2 separate regions of the Mus musculus genome follow, and region 1 is linked to region 2. The links are chromatin loops, found by intact Hi-C in ENCODE. Cell type or tissue: heart. All regions are shown on one strand. Links, peaks and the distances in the headings refer to the core of each region. The heading gives the core; the rest is flanking DNA. Region 1 holds the start of Lap3 (leucine aminopeptidase 3). Region 2 holds the start of Ncapg (non-SMC condensin I complex, subunit G).

Evidence for each region. Peaks named below come from ENCODE experiments on the same cell type or tissue, not always from the same donor. Only the 100,000 strongest peaks of a DNase experiment are listed, where the experiment ranks them.
Region 1: a loop joins it to region 2, with 3 times the contacts of the local background. A loop is called at or near these places in 9 of 42 quality-filtered maps.

What each region holds. Positions count from the first base shown.
Region 1 is chr5:45,485,389-45,501,682 of GRCm38, forward strand. Lap3 (leucine aminopeptidase 3) reads left to right here and starts at 7,986. Exons shown (of 13, transcript NM_024434.6): 1 at 7,986-8,173; 2 at 9,778-9,893; 3 at 11,532-11,586; 4 at 11,941-12,046; 5 at 13,046-13,205; 6 at 15,015-15,179. The coding sequence starts at 8,072. In heart, for the core only: CTCF peaks have their summits at 8,099 and 8,312; a DNase peak (open chromatin) is centred at 8,013; H3K4me3 peaks cover 1,823 bases; H3K27ac peaks cover 1,365 bases; H3K27me3 peaks cover 1,293 bases.
Region 2 is chr5:45,662,296-45,678,589 of GRCm38, forward strand. It overlaps Ncapg (non-SMC condensin I complex, subunit G), which reads left to right and starts at 7,630. Exons shown (of 21, transcript NM_019438.1): 1 at 7,630-7,838; 2 at 8,725-8,928; 3 at 9,978-10,206; 4 at 12,063-12,208; 5 at 12,474-12,558; 6 at 13,654-13,846; 7 at 14,297-14,446; 8 at 16,052-16,192. The coding sequence starts at 7,728. It overlaps 1600023N17Rik (RIKEN cDNA 1600023N17 gene), which reads right to left and starts at 7,413. Exons shown (of 1, transcript NR_073433.1): 1 at 6,406-7,413. In heart, for the core only: a CTCF peak has its summit at 6,219 (motif pointing left); a DNase peak (open chromatin) is centred at 7,496; H3K4me3 peaks cover 2,718 bases; H3K27ac peaks cover 1,762 bases.

The DNA.
Region 1 (16,294 bases), core at 4,208-12,207, 180 kb before region 2:
GTGTGTGTGTGTGTGTAGTGACAATTTTGGTTTCTTTAAAAAAAAACCCACAGGAATATTTATAAAAATGTGCTTTCATTTTAATCCCAGGTGTAGGAATGTGGGGCTTCAGACTGCCCACAGCAGCTGAGCAATGGATGATTTGCCTCATGCTGTAGCAGAGGCATGGTTTTGCCAGCAGCAGATAAGATTCTACAAGTGCATGATGTTTGGAATTCTGGGAAATTTTCAGAGGTTATATAAATGCTAGGGCCCCGAAGTGAGGGGTGGTGGTGGTTGTTGGTCATTTAGGGAGGTTAAAGTTTGGTTTGCTAGTAGCTGTGGTTAAAGAAGAAGAAACAAAAGGAAAGAAATTAGATTCAGGGATCTCTCTCTTTCTCCCTCTATCCTTCTTTCTCTTCTATCTAGTGATGGGGGTTAAACTAGGGGATAAAGGGTGGGAAAAAGAAGAACCTACAAAGTAGCAGAAACCAAGTTACTCTGTATTACATATAATGTATAATGATCAAAGGCTATAATATAGAGACAGAGGACCTGGCATACCCTGGGCTTGCTGCTTCAGTCTCTGTGAGCTCATATGTGCCTTGCTTAGGTGTTTCAGAGTGCTTTGTTCTCCTGCTGTCCTCTAGACCCTTGGCTCTTAAAATCCTTCTGTCTCCTTTTCTGCAGCATCCCCTGAACTCTGAAGGAAAGGATGAAGACCTCCAATTTACTTAGATTCTTTCTCTATATAATGTCTAGCTGTGGATTTTTTACATCTGTTCCCATTTGCTGCCAGAAGCCTCTCTGATGATGACTGGATAAGGCATCTATGACTATAGCAGAATATCATTAGGAATCACTTTATTGCTTTTCTTTGATGTTGCCCTAGGTCTCTGGGCTATCTAGTCTCCAGTTCTTGGTTACCCAAGCAGTGTCAGTTACAGATTCCTTCTCATAGAGTGGGCCTTACATCAAATCAGATATTGGTTGACTACCCCCCTAAGTTCTATGCCATCACTGTTCAGGCATATTTTATAGTCAGGACACAAAGTAGATCAAAGGTTTAGTGACTGGGTTGGTGTCCATGTTTCTCTTTCAGTAGCCAGCAGAGTACCTTCCCACAGTAAAGAGTGTAAAAGGTCAGAGTGAAGGTTCCATGTATGCACCAACCTGATTTAAAGTGAATTGTGTTCAGTGAATTGTGTGAGTGTTGTCCTCAGCAATGGGCCCACCCCTGTCGTTTTGCAGAAAGCAACACTTTGCCTTAGCAATAGCATGGGTTGTTTGGGGATTTCTATGGGACCCTTTTGGCCAACAACTCAATTGAATGCAATCCTCACCTGGCTACAAGAGATGGCCAGCTGAAACTCGGTGTCCTCCATTTCTAGGAGTCTTCAAGTTTCCACTGCACCAGGGTTTCACACCACCCCTGAATGTCCCTCAATTCCACCTGACTCTCCTCAAACTCTCCCTCCACAGAATCTTCCCCAACCCAATTTCCCACCTCATTTCCATCCGCACCCTCCCCTAGTCCACCCATGAATCCACTCTATTTCTCCCTCCTTTTTATCTAACCTCTCTGAGTCTTTGGATTCTTACTTTGCTATCATTTCTTTAACTGTTAATATCCCTATGTAAGTGAATAAACATCATTTTTGTCTGACTCTAGGTTACCTCATTCAGGATGAATTTTTTTTTTTAGTTACATCTATTAGTCTATAAATTTTATAATGCCACTTTTTAAAAAACAGACAAACAGTACTCCAGTGTGTCAATTAACACATTGTTTTTATCCATTCTTCAGCTGAGGGGCATCTAGGCGACTTCCTGCTTCTGGATATTATGAGCGAAGTCACGATGAATGTGGTTGAGCAAGTATCCTTGTGGTAGGATGGAACATCCTTTGGGAATATGCCCAACAGTGGTATAGCTGAGTCTTGAAGTAGATTGATTGCCAACTTTCTGTTGTACTACCATATTGGTTTCCATAGTGGCTGCAAAAGTTTTCACTCCTACCAGCAATGGACGAGTGTTCGTTCCTCTTGCTCCACATCCTCTCCAGCATGAGCTGTTACTTGTGTTTGAGATCATAGCCATTCTGACAGATGTGAAATGGAATCTAGAAGCCATTTTAATTTGCATTTCCCTGATGGTTAGGGTCGTCTTGATTAGGGTTTTTACTGCTGTGAAGAAACAACAAGGTCATGACAACTCTTATAAAGGAAAACATTTGTTTGGGACTGGCATCCAGTTTCAGATGTTCAGCCCATGATCATCATGGCAGGAAGCATGCAGACAGAAATGGTGCTGGAGGAGCTGAAAGTTCTTCATCTTGATCCAAAAATCAGCAGGAGGGGACTGCCTTCCACAGGCAACTAGGAGGAAGCTCTGATTCCAAACTAAGTGAAGCTTGAATATAGGAGACCTCAAAGCCTGCCTACACAGTTGCACACTTCTTCCCAACAAGGCCACACCTACTCCAATAAGGCCATACCTCCTAATAGTGCCACACCGTATGGCCAACCATTGTAACACATGAGTCTATGGGGGCCGAACCCATCAAACCACCACAGATATCGACCGTTTCTTCAAGTGTTCTTCAGCCATTTGAGTTTCCTCTATTGAGAAATCTGTTTAGATCTGTACCCCATTTTAAAATTACATTATCTGTTTTTATATGTCTAGTTTCTTGGGGTCTTTATGTTTTTTGGACATAAGTCCTCTATTAGATGTGGCAATGGTAAAAATCTTTTCCCATTCTGGAGGCTGTTGTTTTATCCAATTGACAGCATCCCTCGCCTTACAGAAATTGTTGATTTTAATGCCTATGCTATCTGTGTTTTGTTCAGAAAGTCCTTTCCTGTGCCAATGCATTCAAGTTTATCCCCTACTTTCTCTTCTAACAGATCCAGTGTGTTTTATGTTGAAAGCTTTGATCCAATGAGACTTGAGTTTTTTGCAGGGTGGTGCGCATGGATCTATTTTATTATTCTTATGTGAAGACATCTAGTTTGACCATAGCTATTTCTTGAAGATGCTTTCTTTTTTTCCAGCATTTATGACTTCTTTGTTAAAAATCAAGTGCTCATATGTGTATGGATTTATGTCAGGGTCTTCAATTTGATTCCATTGATCAGTGTGACTGTTTCTATGGCAATATGGTGTGGTTTTTATTGCTATAACTGTAGTAGAACTTGAAATCAGGGATGGTGAGACTTCTGACATTCTTTTATTATTCAGGATTGTTTTAGCTCTTCTGTGTTATTTCGTTTTTCCATATGAAGCTGGAAATTGTTCTTTTAGGCTCTGTAAAGAATTGTGTTGGAGTATTTATGGGGATCGTATTGGATCAGTAGTTGCATTTGGTAATATGGTCATTTTTACTATGTGAATCCTACCAGTCCCTGAGCATGGCAGATATTTTCATTGTCTGATATCTTCTTCAATTTCTTTCCACAAAGACTTGAAGTGTTTGTCATACAGGTCCTTTTCTTGCTTGGTTAAAGTTACCCCAAAATATTTTTCTATTATTAGAGGCTACTGTGTAAAGTGTTGTTTCCCTGATTTCTTTTTCAGTCTATTTGTTATTTGTATGTAGGAGGGCTACTAATTTTTTTTTTTTTAGTTAAATCTTGTATCTAGCCACTCTTCTGAAGGTGTTGTGTTTATCAGCTGCAGAAGTTCCCTGGTAGAATTTTGGGGATCCTTATATATACTATCACATCTTCTGCAATTAACTATACTTTTGACTTCTTTTCTGATTTGTATCCCTCTGATCTCCCTCAGTTTTCTTATTGCTCTAGCTAAAGCTTCAAGAATTATGTTGAATAGGTATAGAGAGAGTGGACAACCTTGTCTTGTTCCTGATTTTAGTGGAATTGCTTTGAGTTTCTCTCCATTTAAGTTGATGTTAGCTATGGGCTTGTTGTAAACTGTCTTTATTAGATTGAGGTATGTCCCTTTTATTCCTAATCTCTCCAAGATTTTTATCATGAAGGGGGCCTTTGAGCTGGAATTCTTCTTTTTCTTCTACACGTTTATTCTTAGGTTTGGCCTTTTCATAGTGTCCTGGATTTCCTAGATATTTTGTGTCAGAAGTTTTTTAGATTTAGCATTTTCTTTGACTGATGTATCCGTCTCTTCTAGCCTATCTTCAACACTTGAGCTTCTCTCTTCCATCTCTTGTATTCTGTTGGTGAAGCTTGCCTCAGTAGTTCCTGTTTGAATTCCTAAATTTTTCACTCCTAGAATTCCCTCAGTTTGTTGTCTTTATTGATTCTATTTCCGTTTTCATGTCTTGAACAATTCTATTAATTTCTTCCACTTTTTTGTGTTTTCTGGAATTTCTTTAAGGGATTCAGCCCTTTCCTCTTTAAAGATGACCTTAAGTACCTCAATCATCTTTATATAGTTGGTTTTAAGGTCTTTTATTTGTGCTTCAAATATGTTGTAATATTCTGAGCTTGCCATGGTAGGATAGCTGGGTATAGTGGAGACATATTGCCCTGGACATTTTTATTGTGTTTTTATGCTGGCATCTAGGCATCTGGATTTAAGAAGATAACAGATCTAGGTGCTGATTTCTGGTTTTGTTGCGTGGGTGTTTTTGTTCCTTGGTTTCTGTTTCCTTTCTGTAGTTTTGGAGAGTATGAAGGCTGTGTGTTGCCTGATTTCCTGGCCTGCTCAGCTGGTGTGTTCACAGGAAATACCTGCTCGTAAGGATCCTGGGATGACGTGGGGAAGGAAGGTTAAGAGAGAAGGTCTTTATGATCTGTTAGGGATGGGGTCAAAAAGGATAGGGAGATCAATACAGAGCTGGGGATGAAACTAGAGGACTGGATCTCAGGAACAGTAGGAGAGTGTGGGTCTGCCTTCAGCCTCCTTGTTGCCCTGTGAAACGTGGCTCATGGGTTAGCAGAGTGTGCCTGCTGGGTTTGGGGTCTGGGACAAATCAAGAAGTGTGTGTAGTGAGTTTAGAAAGAGAAGATCTAAAAAAGAAAGAAAGAAAGAAAGAAAGAAAGAAAGAAAGAAGGGAGGGAGGGAGGGAGGGAGGGAGGGAGGGAGGGGGGAGGGAGGGAGGGAGGGAGGGAGGGAGGGAGGGAGGGAGGGAGGAAGGAAGGAAGAAAGAAAGAAAGAAAGAAAGAAAGAAAGAAAGAAAGAAGAAAAGAAGGAAAGAAAAAGAAATAAAAGGTCAACTTTCAAAAAAGAAGAGAAGATCTGTGGGATTCCCAGGAGATGGGAGCAGGCGGCCAGGGAAGGCTGCCACTGGGGTTCTGGTTCTCAGAAGATGAGGATGAAAACAGGGGCCTTTGGGGATACTAGTCAAGTGTTCTACCGATAAGCTTCATCTCCAGCTCTCTCATCTCCACTTGGATGTCTAACGGAGTTTGATATTCCTAATCTGTCTACCCACATCTTTAAATAAATATTTCTAAATGACTGGATGAGTAGACAGGTGGGGTGGGAACATAATTGGAGGTGGCAATGGACTTGCATTCCTTCCTCTGACCTAGAACCACAGAACCACCCTTCCTGCACTCATTTAGAAAGTATAGTCTTGTTTGGATAACACTGTATTTCTTTTTTAAGCTTCTATTACGGGAAGGTAATAGGAAAGATCAAGATGAGGGTTACAATTCACAGACTCAGCACCTTTCGGAATGTATGAGTGACAATAATTATCCACTTGTGATCTCCCCACTATTGCTCTTTCTTTATCCTGGACACCAATACGCATCGTCTCTCTGTGGTGATAAGTTATTATGAAAAGCTTTCTTACATTCTGAGACTGAAACTTTTGCTGGACCCCATTGCCAAGTTAGCACAACTTGAAAGTTTTTAAGACTTCAGAATTATGTCCTATTGTGTAATCAGCCTCTTTGTTCAACCTGGATATAGGCTGCAAGAGTTTGCCTTATTGTCCTTAGTCTTCTGAAGGCTCCTGGGTCAGGTGGAATCAGCAAAGTTCAGTTCCTTGTAAAACTGCAAAAGATTTCTGTAAAGTAGCCCCCTCCCTTCCCCCATGTGACGCTTTCTGCATTGCTCATTAAGAGAGAGCTAAAAGCTTTGTGAGGGATAAATTCACAAGACGGCACTGAGGCGGACACAGACTCAGACTCCTAACAACAGGCAGATTGCAGACAAGCCAGGAAACAGGAGCCATAGATCCTTGGAAGACACAGGGAGAGAAGCTGGGAGGTCGGACTTTGGCTCACTCTTGGTCGGATTACCCCAAAGGGGAAGTGCTTTGGTTCCTTCCCTTAAGCTGACCCACACACATTTTGGTGCCTGGGCTTTAATGGGTTTAACTGGTGCATCTATTAAAGCATAGCTTTCCCTGCAGCTTCTATGAAGATCATTCCTGGCTCCCTGCTGACTCCCTCATCCACAGTAAATGGGCTTCTTGCCTTTTAAGATTCTCTTTAAACCAGAGACTTGGTCTTTGTATCTTCTTTTTTATTAGGAGCAGGCTGATGTCTCCACCCCATGCCAAGCCTATGCGCTTCCTGATCCCGATGTCCCTTTAATTATCTTTCTACTTCTCATGCAGTTTATTATCAGGAAATCCCACTGGCAGCTGGCCTGGTCTTTAATTAAATGCTGCAACCTCAACTGGACTTTGATCATACTTTCATTCAAATATTTATGAGCACCTTGTTTGCATAGGCCCTAGATATGGACTAGATGCTAGATTTTGGCATGAATACACAGAAGTGAAAGCCACGTCCTACACACACACACATACACACACACACACACACACACACACACACACACACGAGCAGGATACAGGTGATTAGCAATTTGAGACAGGTTGCTTTGGGAGTAGGAGACATAAAACCCACAGTGGGATGGTCTGGAGGCATTTCTTGTGGAAGAAATGTCCTTAAACAAAATAAAAAAGGCAGAAGGAACTTGATCTTATTACGTTAGTAACCTTTTTATCACCAGGACAAAACTTTCTGAAGCTGTCAAATTAAAAAGAGGAAAGACTTTAGTTCCTAGCTCCAGAGGTTCCCGTGGTCATTCAGTGCACGGGTTTAGGGCCAGCATAGCAATTATGCTGAACACATACGATGGGATGCCTCTTCATCTGTGGTGAATCAGAGACAGGCAGCCGGGTCCTGGGATCACAGCATTTTCCTTGAAACCTCCCAACTTCTTTCTACTAGGTCCCATGTTCTACGTGTTCCACCTCCTCCCTGCAGCACCACGAGCTGCTGACCAAGAGCTGCTGACCAAAGCTTTAAAATATGAGCCTTGTCAGTAGTGAGGGTGGGCTACTAATGGGGACAATCATGGCCCATATCCGGATGTCTACATAAGACACTCTTCAAAACAGTTTTTGTAATCACTGTACTTCTTGCCCTTATTGGATAATGAAGGATGGCAGATATGCTACATTAAAGTATGCCACTTGAGCATCAATATTTTGCACCTAAAAGGCACTTGAATAGAACTAAATGCAAGAAGAGCCATCTTTGGGTCTCCCAAACCCCAAAGCAGAACGTCAAACCACCATGTAAACTACTGCTACCCCAAATACTTTTACCCGAGGTGAGGCGTTAAGGAAGCTAGAAATCTGCCCAAATGAACCTTATTTAGCTAATTATTACATTCTTTTTGTTTTCCTTTATGCTTAGTTACTTTTTCATAACTATTTACTATTCAATATAAGCACTTGGACCTGATCACTTTCAGGATCCTCATTTTCCTGTAAGGGCTTCCATGTATACACAAACTTGTTAAATAAAATTGACATACTTCTGTTAAACTGCCTTAAACCAAATTCTCAGGCTTCCCACGCGAGCACGAGCAAGCCGACACGCCCCTGAGCCCGCAGAAACCACGCCCACGACGCCGGCCCGCAAGAACAGAAGCCCCGCCCCCAAGGGCCTGCCGCCCTTCCCTAAGGCTCAGTAGCGGGTCTCCGCCCAGTTGCCGACGGCCCCGCCCCCAAGGCCCCGCACAGGTCCGGCTTTCCAAGCGCGCGTCCGGCGACCCCGGAGGTCCCGCCTCCAGGCGCGCGCCCTGCCACGCGCCACGTGCTCCTTCTCTGGAGGGCGGCGCCGAGGGCCGAGCCGAGAAGATGTACTTGCTGCCCCTTCCGGCTGCCGCGCGAGTCGCGCTCCGCCGCCTGGGAGTGAGAGGTCTCTGGGATCGGGGTCTGTCCACCGCAGACATGACGAAGGTGAGTGGAGGCGGCTCGCTCTCGGGCGGCCGCGCGAGCCCTGGCGGCGGGCAGCAGGGTGACCCGGCGTATCCAGGCCGCGATGTGTCGGACGGACGCATCAAGTTGCAGAAATGAGCTGAACAGAAAAGTTCCCTGGGTTTGCAGGACACCAGCCTGGGCCCGGCTTGCGACGAGGGCGGCCGATGCTGTTTGCCGAGGGCGCGTCCTTTCTTCCTAACTGGACAGTGCTGGGTTCTGAAGGCTGAGCAGAACCGCTCACTCCACCTAACCAGTGTTTACTGACTCCTCTAACTGAGCTCTGAAAAATTACACGCGCCTAGTTCGCCAATTCTTTTAGTTCTCACAGAGACCCTAGAAAGGACGACGGTAGGATTGTCCCAAAGCCTGCTACGCTTCCAGAGTAGCCAGTCACAGGGCCTGGACCCCTCCCCCCGCTGAAGTGAAGTGGAAGGCCCTGGGGGAGGAAACTGCTGGATTGGGTTTCTGTCCTTTTAGGGGAAAGGGTTTTATTGAGAGAGGTCATCTTGAAATTGGAAGAGGGTCTTCTCCATAGTCTGAGAAATTATGAAGGACCCTCAGATGGGAAAAGTCTGGAAGGGCTCATTGGAGTACTTCCAGGTCATACTTCCAGGACCTGGTGAGGGAGGAATGTTCCAGATGGAGCTTTGAACTCAGGTCGCCTGCAGTTATCACAGATAGCAGAGGAGTTAGGCAGACACCTTTCCAGCCCTGGCCGGTAACATTGGATTGTCCCAGGTTGGTCTCATGGAACCCCAGAATGAACAATCTTGGGAAAGTTAGAACCTAGCACTTACCATTGCTAAGGACGCCTGTTTTCTTCAGTGGAAAGATGGGTCCGGAGTACCTGGGGTGTTTTTTGGAAAGGGCCCTGACCAGAAAGAAGGCATGTGCACTGTCAAAGTTTAACTACGCAGGAGCTCCAGTGTCAGGGACTAGGTTTCCTTATCTGGCAAATGAGAGAAAAGTACTCCTTGAAGTGGCCGTAAGGGAGGCAGTATTTTAAAAGTCGTAAATTGCCTTGTGAAGTCAAATGATGAGCAGTGGTTTTACATCCTTATTTCAGGTGTTTGGGGCGGGGAGCGTGTGACAGAAATGTGGAGCCACACCATTAAGTGCTTGGCAGAAGGCCCTGCTTCTTCTGCCCTCTCTGCAAAGTCACACACTTTCCCTGATTGACAGGGTACTAAACAATGTGGACATCCCTGATCTGAAATTTGAAGCACTCCAAAAACTGAGTGTTCACTCACTTCTGAATGTCTGTAGGAAGTCCTGCAGCTAACCCTTGAGTGGACAGAGTCAAAACACAAGTATTTTAAACGACCGAACCCTGAGACAGTAGATCTGAAACAAGTGATTTTCAGGTTTAGGGTTGGCCCAAGATGTCTCACATAACCCAGTTCCAGTCTTGCCCTGGTAGGGATTTTAGCTGCTGCGGTGGAGGCTGCTGCTCTGCTCTTGGCCTCTGCGGAAAAAGACAGTTTTAATGGGATTGCTTGCCCCTTCTGCATCTGGACAGCCAATGCTTTCTGGGGGATCTACTCTGATTGTATTTATCTTTCTTGATTTTTTTTTTTTTTCAGGGCCTTGTTTTAGGAATTTATGCCAAAGACAAAGATGATGACCTGCCACAATTTACAAGTGCGGGAGAGAGTTTTAATAAGTTGGTGTCTGGAAAGCTGAGGGAAATGTTGAACATGTAAGTGTTACTATAATTGGGGTTCCTTTTTGTTTGTGTGTGTATTTTGCATTGTGAGACAGGGTCTCTGCTGTGTAGCTCTGGCTGTCCTGGAACTATGTAGATCAGGCTGGCCGGCTTCAAACTCATAGACATCCACCTGCCTCATTCCCTGGAGTTCTGGATTTAAATGTATTTGCCATAAAACAGGGCGGGGTTGTAGTTCTTAAAGGCCCCAAGATTTAAAGAGAGTATTCTCCTTGTATCAGGTAAACTTAATGGAACCCTGACCAGCAGGTTCTCTGGAAATGAAAGTATGTTCTTGAAGAAGCTGGGCAGTTGTTTGAGTGTGGGTGGGTCTGCAGTTCTGGGAAGTCATGTGGTTTCTAGCCAGTCACAAACCTATTGTGAAGGATTGACGCGGATCCAGAAAGGAATAGATTTCCTCAGCCCACTCCCAAGGCTCAGGTTCACAACTCCTACTCTCCTGTCTGGCACCAGCCTCTAAATGCACTTTAACTGAGTAATTTAAAAACAGCCTAAGGTCCTGCCCTTTTATTTCATGGCTGGACTTTGAAGGCTTTTCAAATGTTAAAGTAAAGTGTGGGTGGGTCATCTGATTAGCAAGTGTACAGCCTGAAATTCAGTCAATCTGGAGATGGCCTGAGATCTGACCTCTCTCTCCTAGATTAGCAAGGTCCTAGAGGAAGTAGGAAGACTTTAATCTGCTAACCACATTTGGCAGAAATAGAGAGAGCAGCATAAGCCCCTTTAACGACCTGTCACTCAGGTAACAGACTGTATGTTAGAGGGTCCCAGGCATCACCTGATAGCTATAGCAATTCTATCTGATACATTGTAAGTACACTGTAGGACTTGTACCTCCTCTTGCTTGCTAGTTCTTTACTAGTACACAGCCTTCACTAGGACCTAAATCTTTAACCCAGAAGCTAACCTGTTAAGAGTCCAGAGTGCAGAGGCCTCCCTGCAGGGTTACTGTGGGGCCTCAGCCTCTGTGTTCCTGGTCTCTGGCTTCAGTAGAATACCTCTTTTATTTGGAAATTGCTATCTCTCATCTCAGTAAACAGTCTGGGAAACACCTGTGCTGAAGACAGTGCTGTCAAGTCTGTGGCTTTGGTCACCACTCTGGGTTTGTTTGTTTGCTTGTTTGTTTGCTGTTTTATGGTATTTCTTTTAGTAGAAAGGTTCCCACCATTTAGTACAGCCACCATCCAGTGCTCAAGAGGGGTACTTTACCTATCCATAGGATTGCCTTCTCTTTTGAAAAAAAAAAGAAGAAGGAGGTCATGGCCACATTCGGTAGTCTAGGCTGAGCCAGAACTCACTACACTGTCCAGATTGGCCCTAAACTCACGCCATCTCGACCTTCCTCTCAGCTTGCCAAGTTCTGGTATTACAAGCATGAGCCACCACGCCTGGCTTCTCTGTTTTTCAATCAGTGTTCCTGTTCCATCCAGCCTGGATGTTGGCTTGGTACTTTTTGAGGTGAAAGTGCTGCATCTGAGAAGTCTAGCCTGTATCCATTCTGTAAAGCCATCAGTGAATCCCAGAATAGAAGCAGTTACCAAGAGTGTCTGCAGAAGCTTAGGTCCTTCACCAAGAGAGCATGTTTAAAACAACCGTCTCCTCTTCCTTTAGATCTGGACCTCCTCTCAAAGCAGGCAAAACCAGAACCTTCTATGGTCTGCATCAGGTATGAAGTGAAGGGCATGGTGGTCTGGTGAATCCACATTGAGACCTCCCTGTGGGCGCAGTTTGGCTAGCACTTTGGTGCTTCCGTTAAGCAAAAGCACTCCTTATGGTCAGAAAGGAGAATGGCTGTCTCTCTGGCTCGTGTTCCTCAGGGTGGAGGGGAGGCACCACCCCATGCAGAGTAACTTGGAGGATTACCTCACTCTGCCTCTCACATCTGTTGTACTTACCAACACACAGGGCTCCTGTTTGTTAAACCTAGAGTGGCTCTCTGCCAGCTCTGTGTAACTTTCTGGAGGAGCTGTTTTAAACGTTCATAGTGGTTGATGGTTGACTTGGTGTGTTTGTGGGCCAGGACTTCCCCAGCGTGGTGGTGGTCGGCCTTGGCAAGCGATCGGCTGGAGTTGATGACCAGGAAAACTGGCACGAAGGCAAAGAAAACATCAGAGCTGCTGTTGCAGGTTGGCTTGCTTGTTATGTTTAATAGTTGAAGGTTCTCGAGGGCTCGTTCCCTTTTGTCCACTCACTGCCACCAGCCTTACCCTGCCCCCGTGCAACAGCTCAGCAAGTTCAGTGTATAGAGATGTGTCTGACCTTACCTAGACACAGAGGCTAGCTTGTGACATTGTCATTTTTAGTATGTTCTGCTTTCTCTTGGGAGGTTTGCTTCCATTTCTTCTTAGAAATATCTTCTATCAGAAATTGTGATGTGTAGACAGTTTTCCATTTTGTAATGCGACCACAGTGCTGCCCGACTGTAGATAGCATAGAACCCTTAGATTTACAAACTAGAGAAAAGAGGAACAGAGTGTGGGATACTTATTCATTGCTAGCAAAAAGGGCCTGTCCCAGTTGGCTTGATAGGTGGGTTGGGGAAATGAGGCCGATGTCATTGAGCCACTGTGTTGCTTAGCAGCGGGGAGAGCCTTTCCCACAGGACAACTGCCCCAAATGCAGTCGGAGAAGCACTCTGAGGCAGCAGTAATTTGCTTGACTAGTCCTTGGCCTGGGTATTATCATAAATGCTTAGTAAGTTTACTTTCAGAGTTAAGTAGCGATGCCTAACTTTTATTTGAGAGTCTTTGTTGACACAATTTTAATAAATGCTGTTGATGATGGCTTTTGCTCGGTTGCTTGGCTGAAAGCTCAACGCCATCATTCCTTGGTCCCTTTAATCTGGCAGCTCCTGGTGATTGGGAAGCTTTGTCAGGAAACGCTGGCACTTCTGAAATACTCATGGCAGTGTCTGCCTCTCACTGATGGTCTCGCCCCTAGAGAGGTTCTGTGCCTTTGACCTCTGTACTCAGCTCGGCTAGTGAGGCACATACCATCCGCACTTTATAGAAGGAGAAATGAAAGTTTAGAAGCAGACGACGGTTGCCAGTTTGTTCCCCTGGCACACCACCGCGTGCCCCTGCTTTGTGCTGACTCGGTCGGTTTTCTGCTTCTGCTGTCTGAAGCGGGATGCAGGCAGGTCCAAGACCTGGAGCTGCCGTCGGTGGAGGTGGATCCCTGTGGAGATGCGCAAGCTGCTGCAGAAGGAGCTGTGCTTGGTCTCTATGAGTACGATGACCTGAAGCAGAAGAAGAAGGTGGCTGTGTCGGCGAAGCTCCACGGAAGGTGATGGGAGGAAACCAGGGTATGGGTGGCACTCGCAGGCAGGCATTCTGACAGCATGCTTTGGAGAGACGAGCTGCCTGCCTTTCAGGGTCCAGCAGTGCCGAGTGGCTTGTGTGTCTCCTGCTTACTGTCTCAGCTCTCTCTACAGTGTGATAGTTGTCCCCAAGCTCCACTCCTGGCACTTGTCATGTGTGTGAATCCTCTGTGGCTCCTGAGAATTTTCTGTACTTGCTGGTCACTAAGAAGCATTCACAGTGTTGGCTTTTCCCAGAAGGAGGGATGACTTGACAGAATATCCTAATGAGCTTTAATCCAATACTTCCCATTGAACTCACACCTGCTGACATGCTAAACATTAGACCTGTGTGGATGAGAGCATTCCACCTTTACCATGACAGGAGATGCTTTCAGAAGATAACTGACCACCCATGACTGCAGCCCTACTCCAGTCTTGAAGGGACTGGTCTGTGCTGTCAGGGCTAGACAATGAGAGATCTTCAGTTCCAGGAGCTGTGATGCCAGCGGGTTGCTCTTGGCACAGAATGGTGGTTAGTGTCTGTTAAAGAGGGGTTGGGAATGAAGGTTCTCTAGAAAGTCACCCACGTTTCAATCCTGTCTCTATCACTTACGTGGGGGAACCTCAGTTAAGTGACCCGAATCTATAGTCCTTCCTTTTTATTTTAGGTTTATTTATTTTATTTATATGAGTATACTCTAGTTGCCTTCAGGCACATCAGAAGAGGGCATCAGATCCCATTACGGATGGTTGTGAGCCACCACGTGGTTGCTGGGAATTGAACTCAGGACCTCTGGAAGAGCAGTCGGTGCTCTTAACCACTGACCCATCTCTCCAGCCTTTTTTTCTCTTTTTGTGTAGAAGAGTTGTGATCCTGGTGTAGAGTGTTGAGTTTTAAGAGACAGTCTCATTATATAGCCTTCGGTTAGTGTTGAACTCATAGTCTTGCTGCCTTGATCTCTGCAGTGCAGCAAGTACAGGCATGTGCCATCATTCGTGGTTGATCTCATAGTTTGTATGATGATCCAAAGACAAAATGTGCCAGCCAGGTGGGTGGCACGTGGTGACTGCTCTGAGATGCCAGCTATTATTTTGTCTGTCTCCGTGTTGCCCATATTAACTGCTGTCAAAGCGCTAGGATCATGCAGCATGCACCTTTGTGTGTTCTCTTCTAAAGCCAATCCTTGCTGTCTAGTGGGTTGGGATTTAGAGCCTTGATTAGGCACAGTAAGGTAGGAGAGCCTCCAATTTCCCATCTGAATCTTTGCTGCTTGCTGACTTCCCAGTGAGTACTTGGGATGGTCATCTCTGCAGAGGACTGGACCTTGGGTAGGAATCACTGCATAACCTTTGCAGGTAGATTTACAGCTTCAAATACCTATCAGACCACACACATACACACACACACACACACACACAATGGGGGGGGGGGTGTCAGGTCTCGCTTCTTGTTTTTTTTTTTTTTTTTTGACACAAAGTTTCTTTTCGTAGCCCTGGCTACCCTGTAAATTGCTCTATAACCCAGGCTGGTCTCAAGCTCAGAGAGATCCGCCTGCCTCTGCCTCCCAGGTGCAGGGATTAAAGGCACCACAAAGGGGAAATTTGTGAAGTGGACTGCTCAGTCAGATTTATCTTACTTCCTCAGTGGGGTGGGCCTAGGGATGGATCTAGGTCTTTGGCAATCATTTTTTTGTTCGTAGTCTTAATTTTTTTTTTTAAGATAAGTGCCTCAATTAGCAGCAGAAAGGTCAGTGTACTTGAGGTCTTTTGAGAGTAACTCTTTTCTTCCACAGCGGTGATCTCGAGGCCTGGGAGAAAGGGGTCCTCTTTGCTTCTGGACAGAACTTGGCCCGTCATCTGATGGAGTCTCCAGCCAATGAGATGACACCAACCAGATTCGCTGAAATCATTGAAAAAAACCTCAAAAGTGCCAGTAGTAAAACCAAGGTCCATATCAGGTAATTTCTGATTTTGTCATGGACTCATGGGACGTACAGCCAAAAGAATAGTGTCTGCTGTCTTGCCTTTATATCACTTTGATGGTGCAAGCTAAAGTCACTTTGGAAGAAGGAATGTCACTTGAGAAAAATCCCCTGTGGTGTATTTCCTTGATTGACAATTGATGTGGGAGGTCCCAGCTCACTGTGGGCAGTGCCATCTCGGAACCAGTGGTCCCGGGTGCTATGAGAAACCAGGCTGAGCAAGCCATGAGGAGCAAATCAGTAAATAGCACTCCTTCATGGACTCTGCATCAGCTCCTACCTCCAGACTCCTGTTTGATTTCCTGTCCTGACTTTCCTCAGTAATGACTGTTTCCTAAAAGTGTAAGCTGAAATAAACTTCCCCAAGTTACTTTATGGCTGTAGTGTTTTATCTCATCAATAGAAACCCTGACCAACACAAGTCAAGATCCTACAATTGACCTCTGTGCTCAGGGGAGTGAATCGAGCCCACCAGCAGCTAGACACAAAGTCAGACAGAGTTACATTTGAGGCTTGTTTTCCTCACCTTCAAGAAAGTTTCATGATTTCATACTGTGTTGTGGGATTTTTTTAAAATCCATTTTATGGATTAAAATGGAGACATAACTTTCATGTTTATTTCTCTTGAATAAAAAATTGGGAATTGAATTCCTAGGTGAAAGGATAACTGGTTAACTTTTTTTTAAAAAATTGTTTTTATTTTATATGTGTGGGTATTTAGCCTGCATGTATGTCTATGTAGTGTGTGAGTGCTTCGAAGCCAAGAAGACCAGAAGAAGGTATTGGATCCCAGAAACTGGATGTAAAACAGTTATGGGGCACTATATGGACGCTAGGCATTGAACTTAAGCCCTTTGGAAGAGCAGGCAGTACTCTTACACTGAGTCATCTCTCCAGCTCCTTGTTAGCAACTACAAAGCTTTCATGTCTTTATGTGTTGTCCTGTCTACGTTTCTGCTTACGATGCAGGTGAAGAGTGCGGTATACTGACTGAGTGGGCACAGGGTGAGAACCCACCTGCCTCATGACCTTGGCTACAACACATGGGTGCCTTGCCAGGCCTTCCAAGTGCTTGTCAACGGTACTCACTG
Region 2 (16,294 bases), core at 3,224-11,223:
CATGTTGGATGGCCAATGGCATGAGCCAGATCCAGTGTTGGTGTGGGCAAGAGGGTCTGTTTGTGTGTTTCCCCAGGACTGCCGCCAGCCGTTGTGGGTACCTGAACAACTGACTCGAGTGCTGAAGGATGACCAGATGTGTGATGCTGATTCTCCTGGGAATACTGATGATGGTGACAGGGTGCAGAAGCAAGGAGCTAAATCAGAGAGTTGATCTAGTGCAGGAACAAGTTGATGTATTGATGTGAGTGGATCGCACAGGGAACTGGTCATGTCAACTTGATGGTATGCTGAGAGATCTCTAACAGCCCATTGTTCACATCGTCACAGCAATATCGCACCTCAAGGAATGGGCTGGCATAGGAGGGCTGGCAATCATCTGCGTTGCCACAGGAGTAATGGCCCTGTGGTGCATTTGCCGTATGCAAAAAAAAAAAAAAAAAAAAAAAGGCATACCCGTGTGCAGGCACTGTTGATTCAGGCTTTTGCAGCCCTAGAGCTGGGATAATCTCCTCCAGTGTGGCTTGGCAAGCTAGAGAAGTAGTCAATGATGGGTAAGACTCCCTGGAGGTGTTACCAACCTAAGACAGGACCAGACCACTGCTGTCTGTCCTCCCGATGACGGGTAAGGAGCATTATCGTAGGGGGCAATCTAAGACAGGCATTCTCTCTGCCAAAATAATAAATAAGGGGGATGTGAGGAGCAGGTGCGGCCACTGCCCAAAGATGGCACCCAGGACGGCTGCCAGGTCTTATGACCTGCGCCTGACTTCCTCATTACCGCAGACTTAGCCACATCTCAGCCGCCTGCACTGTACAGACGCCATGCCTTGTCAGCTCGCCTGAGGTGTTGTCACTTGCTGTGAACCAATGGACTGCTGTTATGTGACTGGGGTGATTGGGAGGAGTCAGTAGGGTATTAAAGGCGTGTCCCGGGGTTGTTCGGCAGATTCCCATTCCTGCATTGCAATGCAAAGTGTTCCTGAATAAACCTGCTTGAAGAAGGACAATGTGTGGTGTTGCGTCTTTCCTGCTGGTTGGGGTGGATGCGACAGGTCCCGTTTTTATCTTATAGACTAAGATTTTTGCTGTTGTGAATAGCTCTTACAATCACAAAACTGGCCAAGAGTTTGAGCTATTTCATTCCTTTGTTGATTTCTGGACCAGTTTGTCCCCTCACCCCAAATTATTGGTGTAAGGGCACATCCCTTATGCCCCAAACTCTAAATAAAGGGTTGATCTTTTTGCCTTTAGATGTGTTTGTTGTGATGTTTTAGGGAACCTGTCCTGGTAGTAGATTTTTTGATTCTTGTAGTGATATCTGAAGTAGTTGTCATATGATCAATTTTATATAAGTAGTTGGAATGTGGGGGAAGCACAAATATTCACCAGCTCCTTCTAAAGGAAAACACATTAAATGTAACTCTAGTGGCAAATCAAATAAAGGTAAGCTAATTTTTACTTACAAAGCTCTAAATAATACTTAACAGAGTGACTAGAATGTTATTTTCAAGTACGGGTTACCTAAGAAAAAAACCATAACTTTGCAATTAGCATGTGTCAGAAATCATCTAGGAAAAGCTATGGCAAGCAAATTCGTTTTCTGGAAATGGCCCACCATTTTGCATGGCTGTGATGGGTGTGCTCTGAAATGCAAGGTCCTCAGAGACTTCATCCCAGAATTGTTTCTCACTGCTGATATATATGTCCTGCCTCCACTACATAGCCTAATGATTCCTGAGCATCAGCCCACACTATTGGGCAAATTTCCTGCAGAACAACATGAAAATGCACCTTTCCTACTCAACTGGACAAATTTCCTGCAGAACAACATGAAAATGCACTTTCATGTAGTAATGTTGTGTAGATGAATTGATAATTTCATAATACCTGATAATGATTTCCTAGAACTAAGTTGATACAAGTAATTTTAAACCCCCTGTAGCATAAAAGCTGCAAAGAGAGCTCTATAAACCTTCACGTGGCAAGGGCTAATTGCATTAGGCAAAGAAAACAGGCGTGTAACATATTTACAATCTCAGAAAATATTCCTTCTAGGTTAGGGATGAGGTCACTATCTGGTAACTAAAGAACACAAACTGGGAATCGGTACAAGGACAGAAAATGGACTAGTCTATCTATACAAGATTTCAAAATAAACACGAAGCAGAAGATTTATCTCTTGACAAAACTATGCTAACTTATGACATAAAAATTATTGCTTTAAACTTTTAATGAATTTATGGTTCTAGAAAAAGATAATCTTTACTCAGATACTAGTCTTAATGGAAAGACATATAAACAATTCTGCTGTAACCCCTTAAACCTTTATTGAGCTATGACATGAACTATTGCCTTAAACTTACTATGAACTTATAGAATGTAAAAATGCTTTAAAATCATGTGATCAATTATCCTGAGGAAAAAACTAAGAACAATAAAGTGGTGGTGTAGGTCTTTACTGCTTCATTCTGTATGCACGTGTCAGTGCCCGACTTTCTTTCCTTTCTTGTGTTTTCCTTTTCTCTCTGGCTCATGAAGAGTTAAGGAACTCCAAGCCTTTTGTCTTGTTAGCAAGTGGCCTGAGTCAAAGACTACAGAGCCCAGGTAACTAGGGTTTCTTAATTCTTCTGCTGCTATCAGCAAGCGTTAACTTGCAGAAGCCATAAGTGTTTGGCCCCTGAATACCAATAGATAGTAACACTGCCAGAAGTCATCAGGTTTTGGCCCCTGCTGATGTCACCCTCACTTCCTTCCCAAGGTATCTGACTGTTTGGCTTGGGACCCTGGCGAATAAGGCTGACCAAAATTTTAATGATTGACAGCCTGACGTATTATTGGAAAACTTAGTCAAGTCTTTAAATAAAGATAACAATTTCACAGGAAAACCCCCAAACACCCAAGTCTACTAAGGTCATGGGAGCCAACGAGTAACAAGTATCTTAAAAGACATAGGTTAATGTTTCGTCAGGGTTTCTATTCCTGCACAAACATCATGACCAAGAAACAAGTTGGGGAGGAAAGGGTTTATTCGGCTTACACCTCCATACTGCTGTTCATCACCAAGGAAGTCAGGACTGGAACTCAAGCAGGTCAGGAAGCAGGAGTTGATGCAGAGGTCATGGAGGGATGTTCCTTACTGGCTTGCTTCTCCTGGCTTGCTCAGCCTGTTCTCTTATAGAACCAAGATGACCAGCCCAGGGATGGTCCCACCCACAAGGGTCCTTTCCCCCTTGATCACTAATTGAGAAAATGCCTTACAGTTGTATCTCATGGAGGCATTTTCTCAATTGAAGCTCCTTTCTCTGTGATAACTCCAGCTGTGTCAAGTTGACACAAAACTAGCCCGTACAATTGACCCCTTGTCAACTTGACACACAAACACATCACTAGGAAGCCTCAACCTTTACATTCTTATTCATCCCCAAGATCTAAATAACTTTAAACGTCCCACCGTCTTTACATATTCTTCCATCTCTTTTAAAATCCAAAGTCTTTTTACAATTAAAAGTCTCTTAACTGTGGGCTCCACTAAATAGTTTCTTCCTTCAAGAGGGAAAATTTCAGGGCACAGTCACAATCAAAAGCAAAAATCAATCTCCAACAGTCCAATGTCTGGGATCCAACTCACCATCTTCTGGGCTCCTCCAAGGCCTTTTGTCACTTCTCCAGCCATTCTCTTTGTAGCACACACATCATCCTCTAGGCTCCAGATGCCTGTACTCCACTGCTGCTGCTCTTGGTGGTCATCTCATGGTACTGGCATCTCCAAAACACTGCATGACCCCTTCAGTCCTGGGCCTTCAATTGCAACTGAGGCTGCACCAATGGCCTTCCATGGCCTCTCACATTGCCGAGCCTCAGCTGCTCTGCGTCACCCCTTCATGCCTTCAAAACCAGTACCACCTGGGTGATTCTTACACATTACCAAGTCCCACTGTAGCACAAGGTACAACCTTGGTTATCTCTGGAACATAGCCTCTGTGCTCTCAAAAAACACTTCCCAGAAGATGTCACCTCAATGATGGTGGTTTCTTCTTAATCATCACTAATTTCTTAGCTCCAGTTAACCAGCATCAATAGTCCCAGTAATACAAAGGTTTCACTTTACTAGTTCTGGTATCTTGTTAATCAGAGCTGATTCTTCAGCCCCAGCTAACCAGAACCACAGAATCTTCACAACCAAAGTAACAATGGCCCCGAAAATTCTTTAATTTTCCCTCTGAAGTTTCACAAGCCAGGCCTCCATCTTCTGCACTGTTCTCAACATTATCTTCCAAGCTCCTACACAACATCTGACAGAGCTCTTACACTGAATGGATCTTCTAGCCCAAAGATCCAAAGTCCTTCCACAGTCTTCCCCAAAACATGGTCAGGTTGTCACAGGAATATTCCACTTCTGGTACCAATTTGTCTTAGTCAGGGTTTCTTCTTTTTTTCTTTTTCTTTCTTTCTTTTTTTTCTTTTTTTTTTTTTTTAGGTATTTTCTTCATTTACATTTCCAATGCTATCCCAAAAGTCCCCCATACCCTCCCCTCCCCTCCCACTCCCATTTCTTGGCTCTGGCGTTCCCCTGTACTGAGGCATATAAAGATTGCAAGACCAATGGGCCTCTCTTTCCAATGATGGCTGACTAGGCCATCTTCTGATACATATGCAGCTAGAGACACGAGCTCTGAGGGGTACTGGTTAGTTCATATTGTTGTTCCACCTATAGGGTTGCAGACCCCTTTAGCTCCTTGGGTACTTTCTCTAGCTCCTTCCTTGGAGACCCTGTTATTCATCCAATAGCTGACTGTGAGCATCCACTTCTGTGTTTTCTAGGCCCCAGCATAGCCTCACAAGAGACAGCTATATCTGGGTCCTTTCAGCAAAATCTTGCTAGTGTATGCAATGGTGTCAGCATTTGGAGGCTGATTATGGGATGGATCCTCGGGTATGGCAGTCTCTAGATGGTCCATCCTTTCGTCTCAGCTCCAAACTTTGTCTCTGTAACTCCTTTCATGGGTGTTTTGTTCCCAATTCTAAGAATTTGCAAAACACATGAAACTCAAGAAGAACGAAGACCACAGTGTTAGTCAGGGTTTCTATTCCTGCACAAACATCATGACCAAGAAGCAGTTGGGGAGGAAAGGTTTTATTCAGCTTACATTTCCACATTGCTGTTCATCACTGAAAGAAGTCAGGACTGGAACGCAAAAGCAGGTCAGAAAGCAGGAGCTGATGCAGAGGCCATGGAGGGATGTTTTTTACTGGCTTGCTTCCCCTGGCTTGCTCAGCCTGCTCTCTTATAGAACCAAGACTACCAGCCCAGGGATGGTCCCACCCACAAGGGGGCTTTTCCTCTTGATCACTAATTGAGAAAATGCCTTACAGTTGTATCTCATGGAGGTATTTCCGCAACTGAAGCTCCTTTCTCTGTGATAACTCCAGCTGTGTCAAGTTGACACAAAACTAGCCAGTACAGTTACGTATTCCATACCCTCACATAGAATAAATGAATATTATAAAGACACCAACTTTCCAAGAACAGAGGAATAAAGGGAGTATTTGCTTCTACAGCAAAAGAAGGCAAAATGCTTCTAACTTTACCTTTAAGCAACAAACATAAAAGTGTTCTCAAATCTAGTTTATATAATCTGCTTCATTTCGAAAAGAGTACTTTGTTATAGTCTGTCAGGTCTGTATTTAACTGAGACAGGAGAGGCTAGCTTTTAATTTTCCTGTCTTTTTATATTTTTGTTGTTTTCATTTCAAAGAGTCTGCATGTTAAAAAAATCAACAAGAGGTATAAGACATACAAACTTTACATACACTAATTATATTGCTATTTTCTTTTATATTTCATGTATATACAAAACAAATTAAGCACATCTAGTCTAAACATTTTCCCGTATAGTTGTTTTCAAGAATTACTTATCTAAAATTTGGAATCCAAGAACCTTATGGTGTACATTGTTTAGTTTTTGTTATTTTCTTAAGCTTATCAAAGACACAAATTTATTCCTATATGTATTTGTTCTTTCTCACAGAATAAAAGTAAGAGTCAAGAACTATGTAAGCTTTACAATGAGATTATGCTGTATGAATTTAATGTAGCATATTGGAAAAGTTCCACGATTACGATGTCCAAAGCATACCAAATCCATACAACATTCGTTACTAAAATCCACAACTCTAATCAAAACATAGTCATACTGACCTCTGGTGGTCAGATTCCTTATATTTCACTGATACTGAAATAACTAGATAAAATACTCATGAGACATTTTTTTTTTAATCAACAAAACAATAAAGGCAGCAAGCACCTAAAATGAAAGGTCACAGATTGTCACAAAATATTAATATGTTCTAAGTTTTAGTTTGTCTGTTTACATAAAAAACAAATGACACACACACACATATTGGTTCTCATCTTATTATCATTTATTTAAAGTTTTATTTATCTTGTATGTGTGGTACATGCATGTTTAGGTCAGAGACAGACATTGAGTGTTTTCACTGATTACTTTAGACCTTACTGTTTGAGAAAGGCTCTCAGCCACCCTGAAGCTTGCTACTTTGGCAGATCAATGAGCCTAAGATCCACTGTCTGGCTCTCAGCACCCTCAAGTGCTAGGACTACATACAAATGTTAACATCTGGTGTTTGTATGTGAAATATCACATGTGACTTCAGATCCTCATGTGTGTTCAGCAAGCACTTTACCCATGAATCATTATCTCCCCAGGTCCTCTAGGGATTCCCAGAGTACCTACAGAACAACATAGTCTGGAGGCAGCCCTCTTCCTGATACGTGTCACCAATGTAGATTTCCAGTACAGACGGAATAGGTGGCTGCATTTATGTTTCCCAAGTCATCAAGCAACACACCAAGTAAGTTTCCCGGTTTTGGAGTGGTATGTCCTATGTCCCAGGTGAGGCATTTAGAAATAATTTTATATATCCAGCACGCGATCTTAGTCAAGACCCCCAAATTCCTTTTATACTGTCTGCGTTCTCCTCTGCTTAGCAGAGTTGTTAGGCAGATTTGTCAAGCACATCCGTCACGCTGGAGCATCTCCAAGCGGCTGCAGCCTAAACTGACCCTGCCTTTCTCTTCCCAGTCCCCCAGACTGTCTCATCGCGGACGGGCAGTTCCCGCCCGGACCCACGGGGTCCGAAGGACTGCGGAGGCCCTCGTCCAGGACGCCCTCGGAAAGTTTGACATCCCCAAGCCCCGGGCGGGCTCCGTACGACATCTCCCAAACGACTCCTTCGCTCGGGATTTACCCGTTCTCAGCCAGTCGCTGCGGCAGTCCTCCGCTTTCTCCCTTCACTCCCAACCACAAGATCCCGCAAGGCACCGAAGGCCACCAGTTTAATTCAGAAAGCTGAACGCCCACTTCAGGCGCGCTCCTCCACAGCACTACTTCCGGCCCCGCCCATGCCTCCCATACAAACACCTTTTCCTATTGGGAGAGCGGCAGGCCACACCCCAGGCGTCCCAGCAGCGGGGCGGAGCGGAGGGTGGAGTCAGCTCCGGGACCCTCAGGTCTCCGCTCTCCGACCCTCCCTCCGGCGGAAGTCTCGCGAGATCTCATCCTCCCGCGATAGTTGTTTGAAAACTCTGGCGCTAACCCGTCACTCGGAGCCTTGCAGGGCTAGGGTGTCGGAAGCCGCGGGAAACTGAGTCCTCCTCGGATCGCGAACCACAGTCTCTCTCGGGCAGTTCCCGTCCCGGCGCCATGGCAGCGCAGAAGAAGCGGCTTTCTGTGAAGGAGGCGTTTCAGCTGGCGCAGCAGCCGCACCAGAACCAGGCGAAGCTGGTGGTGGCGCTGAGCCGCACGTACGGCGCGGTAAGCGGCCTGGCTTCGGCTTCCGGGCTTCGCCTTCTGCCCTTGCGCGCCCCGCGACGGAGGGATGGGATCCGAGGCTCGCCCGAGGTCTCCCGGCCACAGCCAGTGAGCAGAACGCCCGGCGTCGGCCACACGCAGTCACCCGTCTTCTCCATCCTCATCCCGCCAGGGGATGCGGGGAGTTATCCGTTATCCTCAGTTCCTCAGTGACTTGTTGATCTGCGCAGGGAATCTCAGACGCCTTTATTTCCTTGGAGGTCTCTGGTTCATCTCAGGCAATCGATGAAGTTGTTTCAACCAACTCCTAAGCTTTAAAACCACCTTCATTTCACCAGCTAGGGAAACCATAAGCACCCAGTCTTTCCCGTACATGGCAATTGTGTGTCGAGTGTAGCGGCGGGGAATTACTGGACAGCGAATGTGAGGAAGATACATTGTTTTGGAGTTCACGGAAAGTTAAGGACATATAAAAGTGATCAAGGGTAGGGAGCAAAATGTGTAAGTTATGACAGAAGGAAATTGACGGATGCTAGGAAGGCCTAAGTAAAATAAACACAAAGCTGTTGATTTTGAGTCATTTATGGCGAAGCTTGTTTTGCATTAATCCGGTAAGAAAAATACCGATAATCCAAAGGCGTTGAGAGAAAAATGAGATAATTTTGCACTGTTCAGATTTATGCTTTGTGTTTTCTCAGAGGTACAAATTATATACTGAAGAGAAGTTTGTGCGGATATATTTTCCCTTCCTTGATTTGGATAATTGATAGTTTATTAAGAAACCTTAGAGTTTAACCTAAGGGTAACACTTTCAGCAGTATTATGGCAGTGTTGGGAATAAAGAATTTTTATTAATGCAGCTTCTGGAGGCGTTTCTTCTCTCTTTCAGATGGATGATAAAACAGCTTTTCAGGAGGAGTTTATTCATTACCTTAAGTATGCTATGGTGGTATATAAGCGTGAACCTGCCGTGGAGAGGGTCATGGACTTCACAGCCAAGTTTGTTACTTCATTTCACCAGTCTGATGAGGAAGAAGAGGAGGAAGAGAACGATGGTGGCATTTTAAATTATTTGTTTACTTTTCTCTTACAGGTACTGTAAAAGCTACTACTTTGGGGAAGTAATATATTTAGCTATGTTTGTTATTTTCCACAGTAAAATATCAGTGATAGAGAAAATGTATGTGAATAAGATAAGTCTTTTCTGGAAACCTCAACTGTCATTAAGATAAAAGGATAACTCCAGCATTAAAAATTTAACTTTAAATTCTCACTTTTGGTGTAAATGTCCTCTCTCTGCGATTAAGTTAAAGAAATTCTATAGAGAGGGATAGGCTTATTTTGTGACAGCAAATAGTTTTTCAGCCTATTTGAGAGTATAACATCTGCCTCGTATGCACATACAATATAACGTCTCTGCAAGTAAGGAGTTGCTATTGTCTTATTTTTATTTTTTTCCATAGTACTAGGGATTAAACCTAACTTTACACATGTTGGTATACTGATCTTCCTATCTTTTTACTTTGTTTTGAGAAGATTTTTTAAAGTTGCCCATATTGTCCTTGAGCTTACTTTGTAGCCTGTACTGGCTAGTTTGTGTCAACTTGACACAGCTGGAGTTATCACAGAGAAAGGAGCTTCAGTTGAGAAAATGCCTCCATGAGATCCAGCTGTAAGGCATTTTCTCAATTAGTGATCAAGGGGGAAAGGCCCCTTGTGGGTGGGACCATCTTTGGGCTGGTAGTCTTGGTTCTAAAGAGAGCAGGCTGAGCAAGCCAGGGGAGGCAAGCCAGTAAAGAACATCCCTCCATGGCCTCTGCATCAGTTCCTGCTTCCTGACCTGCTTGAGTTCCAGTCCTGACTTCCTTGGTGATGAACAGCAATGTGGAAGTGTAAGCCGAATAAACCCTTTCCTCCCCAACCTGCTTCTTGGTCATGATGTTTTGTCCAGGAATAGAATCCCTGACTAAGACATAGCCCGAACAGGCCTTGAACTTGTTGTTTTTCACTGTGGTACTGTAGGCCTACACTATCTACCTGGGTATATTGCCAACTTTTAATTTTGAACATAAAGTTAAAATGGTCCTGGCTGTTTAAGAGTGGAATGTGACTTGGAGTAACTTTTGATTTTTTTCTGTGTAGTCTCATGAAGCAAACAGCAGTGCAGTCAGATTTAGAGTGTGCCAGCTCACTAATAAACTACTTGGGAATATGCCAGAAAATGCCCAAATTGATGATGACTTATTTGATAAGATTAATGAAGCCATGCTAATTAGATTGAAAGATAAGATTCCAAATGTAAGAATACAAGCAGTTTTGGCTCTTTCTCGACTCCAAGATCCCAAGGACGATGATTGCCCAGTAGTTGATGGTATGTATGGTTTTCTAAATCTTGTTTCAGAATGTTGACTTTGTTACTTTTTCAGTATTTAGATTTTATGCATTTGTATACATGAGTGTATAGGTGTTACATTTGTGTGCAGACAGAGGTTATAATCTGATGTTCTTAATTGTTTTTTGAGATAGCATCTCTGCTCATCTACTCAGACTGCTACCCAGTAAGCCCCAGGAGTCTCCAGGTTCTTATTCCCAGTACTAAGATCATATGTGCATGCCTCTGTGGCTGGTTTCCATGAGAATACTGGGCATCAGAACATCAGGTCTTATGTGTTTGCAGCAAGTACTCTACCAATAGATACGTTTTCCTAAGCTAGTATTGAATTTTTACTAATTATATATGTCTGTGTGTTATCTAAGTATCAATCCAACAACTTAACATGAAAGAATGTCATCAGCACTTTTACCTCTGCCTTGCTCTTCAGTTGTATTCTTTCTTTCAGAGGTAGAAATAATTACAGTGAGTTTTGAATTAATTGCCCTGTTTACATGAAAAATTACATTTTAAACAATCACATGTTTTTCTCTGTTAAATTTTGTTTGCCATTTTTTTGTGAGTCAAACTATATTTTTGTGTCTTTTTTCCCCTCAAATTTATTCCTAATTTTAGCATTCATTTAGGGTGATATATATTTATTTTTTGCGATATTTTAATGTTTTGTTTTATGTAGTTTTATTCTGAATGGTGGTGGCCCTTCTAGTTGTTTGTAGTTGTTTGCTTTAAGAACAGTGCTAGAGGCAGGGCATGGTGGTGCAATGCCTTTAATCCCAGCAACTCTGAAGGCTGAGGCAGGCAGATCTCCTAGGTTTACGACCAGACTAGTGTGGAATGAGTGCCAGGACAGCCGTGGTTACACAGAGAAACTATCTCAAAAACCCAAAGAAACAAAACAAGAAATCAGTGCTAGGACTTTTCTTACTCAGCCTTTGGTACATAGATGAAATGCTTAGAGATAGACTTATATGGGTTCTACTCTATTAGGGGAGGTGATAAAGTATTCTAAAGAAGATTTTTACTTTTAATATTGTCAGTAATGGAACATAAAGGTGTGCAGTGATCCACATTCTCTTTAGTTTTAGCACATTTTAAAGGTTGGTGCTCTATTAGTAATTGTTATTGTTACCCAGCTTCATACATTTAGCATCTGATCATCTTGAGTTGTTTAAGGTTTGTATTACATTTTGAGAAGTGTTATCACTAGGTGATTTTGTAATGTTAAAAGTGTATACTTGGACAAATGGATGATAAAATTTAATCACTCAGTGTAGCTTCTGGTGCAGTCTAAAGATCCACTAAACAGGTATGAAATGACTGCCAGTATAATCTGGCATACTCTTTTATTATAGTCAGTTTTTTTTTAATATAGGAGGCGTATACTCAAACAATGGTAAAAGTTTATTAAACACATGAACCTGTGCATTCTTCAAATTAAAGTGTAAAGTTAAATGTGAGCCTTCAGAGTTTCCCTTCTGAATAGCTCTTCTAACTGTATAGTCTTTGGGTCTGGTTAATTTCTGTGTGTGTGTGTGTGTGTGTGTGTGTGTAACATTTTATAGTAAAATTTAAAATAAATCAAAATAATAGGTCCTTATATAAAACCATATCAACTTAAAATAAATTACCTATTCTAATCGTCATCTGACCTTTGGGGTTAATTTTTAATCACAGTACATTTAATAATTTAAAGTTTTATTTTCAGAAGGAAATGCTAGTTTTTTTGCTAGAAGTGAATATATAAAAGTAATATCTTTGTTATTTAAAAATGAAAGAATGTGGAACTTCTATGACTTAACATTATTAATGTTAAAATGCGTTGCTTTATTTTTTAGCATATGTTAATGTGATTGAAAATGATTCAAATCCAGAAGTTAGACGTGCAGTGTTATCTTGTATTGCACCATCAGCAAAGACTTTGTCAAAAATTGTAGGACGTACAAAGGATATAAAGGATACTGTCAGAAAGCTGGCTTATCAGGTAAATAAGTTCAATATCTTCTGTAAGGCATGTTTTTGAAAGATGAACCATTTTATGGTATTTTGGAAAAAACTTGGTGACAGTGATTTCTTTTTTTTTTTCAGTTTAGGACTTTTGAAGAATATAGGTAACTTAGAGTATTCTTATATTAAGCATATTAACAGACAATTTAAAACTTGGGTTAATTTACAGAAGAATGTAGTATTCATAAGTAAGACATCTCTAAAGTGTATTGAGATTAATGGCCATCTTTTACCTTTTTAAGGTGTTAGCTGAAAAAGTTCATATGAGAGCTATGTCTATTGCTCAGAGAGTGCTGCTGCTTCAACAAGGTCTTAATGACAGATCAGGTAAGATACATATCTTTGTAAACATTTCATTTTGAAATGAGACTTGAATTTAATAAAGGTATCATTTCCATAAATAAATTGAAACATTTTGGGGTTAAAGATCTTGGTGTTTTGAAGGAGCAAGGCATTTCTTTCAGACTTCTGTGCTTTAGGGAGGGGAAGGCTATTCTAAATCTTATGCATTTACTTCTGCAAACATCTGATAGAATCTTTTTACCTCATCTTTTTAAACAGTACTGTCCTGTTTTTCTATAACTTAACATAAATGTGTTCTGTGTATCAGAAACAATTAGGAATGAACAGACCAGTATAATGCCCCACCCTCTCCTCTGTTAAACTAGGGAATCTGCTTTTCTGAAGGATGGTCTAAAAATTCTTAACTCCTATGAAGCCATTTAGTTTCAGTTTCGCTATACCAAGAAAGCACAGTTGAATTTGAGTATTGTCAGAGGACTGACTAGGATGCCCTTAAATCAGCAGTTCTCAACCTATGAGTTGTGACTCCTTTGGGTGTTGAACAATCCTTGCACAGGAGTCACCTAAGGCCATCAGAAAACACAGATATTTACATTATAATTCATAACAATAGCAAAATTACAGCAATGAAGTAGCATTGAAAATAATTTAGTGGTTGGGGATTGCCACAGCATGAGGAACTGTAGTAAAGGACCACAGTATTAGGGCTGAGAATCACTTCTTAAATGATAAAAATAAAGTTTGTTTAGTAAAGTATATTGTGATTCAATACTGCAAATAGAATTCATGTAATATTTGGGGTCAGTCAACAAGTGAAATGATAGATTTCACATATTCTGATGCATGATGTTCATTGAGGAGACAATATAAAGACATTTTTCCATAGGTGATGTAGGAGTTTGGCTTTTAATTGTTGAACTCCATTTGCATTTTGAAATAAGCATTCTCATGACTTGAGTAGCACTGCATCTTTTTTGTTAGCATGCTTTGTTCTACCTATAACTTCGATTTGAATTATAAGTTCAGTGTTAACAATGATTTGATAACAGTTAGGATGGGGCTTCCATGGGGGGAAAGGGTCTAGAATGCGCATAGTTAACTGTTTAGTTGACTCCCCAGATGCTGTGAAACAAGCAGTGCAGAAGCATCTTCTCCAAGGCTGGTTGCGTTTCACTGAAGGGAATATTCTAGAGTTTCTTCATCGGTTGGATGTGGAAAATTCTTCTGATGTAGCAGTCTCCGTTCTCCATTCCTTATTCTCAATGACTCCTCTCAGTGAGCTGGTGGGAATTTGTAAAAATGATGATGGCAGGTATATAAAGACTTCATTATTTAAATTGTACAGAGGATTTAAGTTGAACCTATGCACTTAAGATGAATTTGTCTTCCTGTATTTTTAGGTTCCCTCAGTACCTTTTATCTGTCCCTCTTCTCTTTAATGAGAGTTTTTCTTCCCTCTGGTACAAGGACTTAGTACTTTATGTCAGGCATTACTTTAGTTGTGCCCTTTCATTTTACAGCTTTGATTTTTGCACTACATCCACTCAAAAACCATGTTGACTCATCTGAAGCTTTCTCTTCTGCCTTTTTTCAGGCTAAGTTGTTTTTCTTTTTCTTTTCATTCTTTTTGGGTGGGGAAATTAATGACTTAGTAATTAAACAGCTTAGTAATTGAAAGAAATCTTCATCTTATGTCCATTCTTGTTCTGTTTTTCAACTGCATGTAAAGATAATGTTTTCTCTTATTCTCTTGCATGTAAAGGAAGTTGATTCCAGTGGAAACATTAACTCCTGAAATTGCTCTGTACTGGTGCACCCTTTGTGAATATTTGAGATCAAAGGGAGATGAAGGTGAAGAGTTTTTAGAGCAGATTTTGCCAGAGCCTGCAGTATATGCTGAGTACTTACTGAGGTAGTTTCTCTTGCTTTGAGCTGTACTTATGTTGCTTTATTTACCAATTTCATAGTCGTCTTCATCAAAGTCATGAGAGGAAACAGTTTAGAAACTATTTTTGTATAAGTAGGTATGAGTGGGTATGTTGAATGTTTTGAAGAATCTGTTGCGTGGTTAATATACTGAAAGTGTACAGTCAGGGTCTTACTATCCCTGTCACAGTGACTCATTATTAGCAGCTGATTAGTGTAACTTTTCCCTGATAGAAATTTCACTGACTTTTTCTTGAAATATATATAACAAAGTTTTAAAAAAATATTCTTTATTTGCAAGCTATACAAAACAGGTATTATGATGATTAGATTTGGTGCATGGATTAGTGTCTTAGCTTGCGTTTTACTGCTGTGAAGAGACACCATGGCCAAGGCAACTCTTGTAAGGACAATATGTATTTGGGGCTGGTTTACAGGTTCAAAAGTTCAGTCCATTATCATCAAGGCTGGAGCATGGCAGCATCCAGGCAGGCATGGTGCAGGAGCTGAGAGTTCTACATCCTCATCTGAAGGCTGCTAGCAGAATACTAGTTTCCTGGCAGCTAGGATGAGGGTCTTAAAGCCCACGCCCACAGTGACACTCTTACTCCAACAAGGCCACACCTACACCGACAGGGCCACTAGTGCTACCACTCCCTCAGCCAAGCATGTACAAATGATCACAGCTAGTTTCAGAATCATATAGTGTCATATATGGCCAGTTTTATTATAAGTATTTTTCAATTAATAACACTAAAAATGAAATAAAACAACTTCTATAACTTTAAAAGTTTTATTTTTCTAAATTATCTGTCTTGATATACCTGCTGCCAATTTTATGTCAATTTATCCCCAGCTCAGGACATTTTGGAAGAGAGAAACTTAGCTGGAAAAATGCCGCCAATAGACTGGCCTGTGGGCAAGCCCATTTTCTTGATGTTTGATTAGGGTGAGCCCAGCTCACTGTGGGTGATGCTAATCGTGATCTGGTGGTGCTGGATTCAGTAGGAAATCAGGCTGAGCAAGTCATGGGGAACAAGCCAGTAAGCCACGTTCTTCCATAGCCTCTACACCATTTCCTGCCTCCAGGTTCTGCCATGACTGAGTTCCTGACGTGACTTCCTTCAGTGATGGACTGTGATATGAAACAGGAAGTAAACCATTCCCTCCCCAAGTTTCTTGTGGTCATGGTGTTTTATTACAATAGAAGCCCAACTAAGACAGTATAATTTCTACTTACTTCACAATAAAACTTTATTTAAAAAAATACACATTCTTGTCAGAATTCAAATGTAGAGGTAAATTTATTCTTTGCTTCTCTAGTTCTGTTAATCATTGTAGAGCTAAACAGCTAAATAATTAAGGATGTCCATTATCAAATCTCTTTATATACATGTTTTAGATACACATGTAGGCTTCGTTTTTGAAAATATAGCATATTGTATATATGCTCTTTTCTGGTTTTTAAAATTTTTGAACTCTGTAAAGTCCTCTGTTGGTATATGGTGTTGCATGATATTGTAGTGGCTCATGTGTGCTATGTTAAGTGCTCGTCCTCCGATTTACATCTGCTTTATTCTGTTTGCTTTAGTTACATTCAGGGCTTCCCAGTAGTTAATGAAGAGCAGAAAGGTGATTTTACCTTCATTGGAGATTTGATGAAAAGAGAATTCATAGGTCAGCAATTAATTCTAATTATGAAATCTTTGGACACTAGTGAAGAAGGAGGAAGGTATGTCTAAATGTTAATATTTGATTGATTCCCTTTAGTTTTATATATTTAGGAACCTACCTTGGTTGAATTTTTAAAAGATAATGATTCTGATTTTAATTT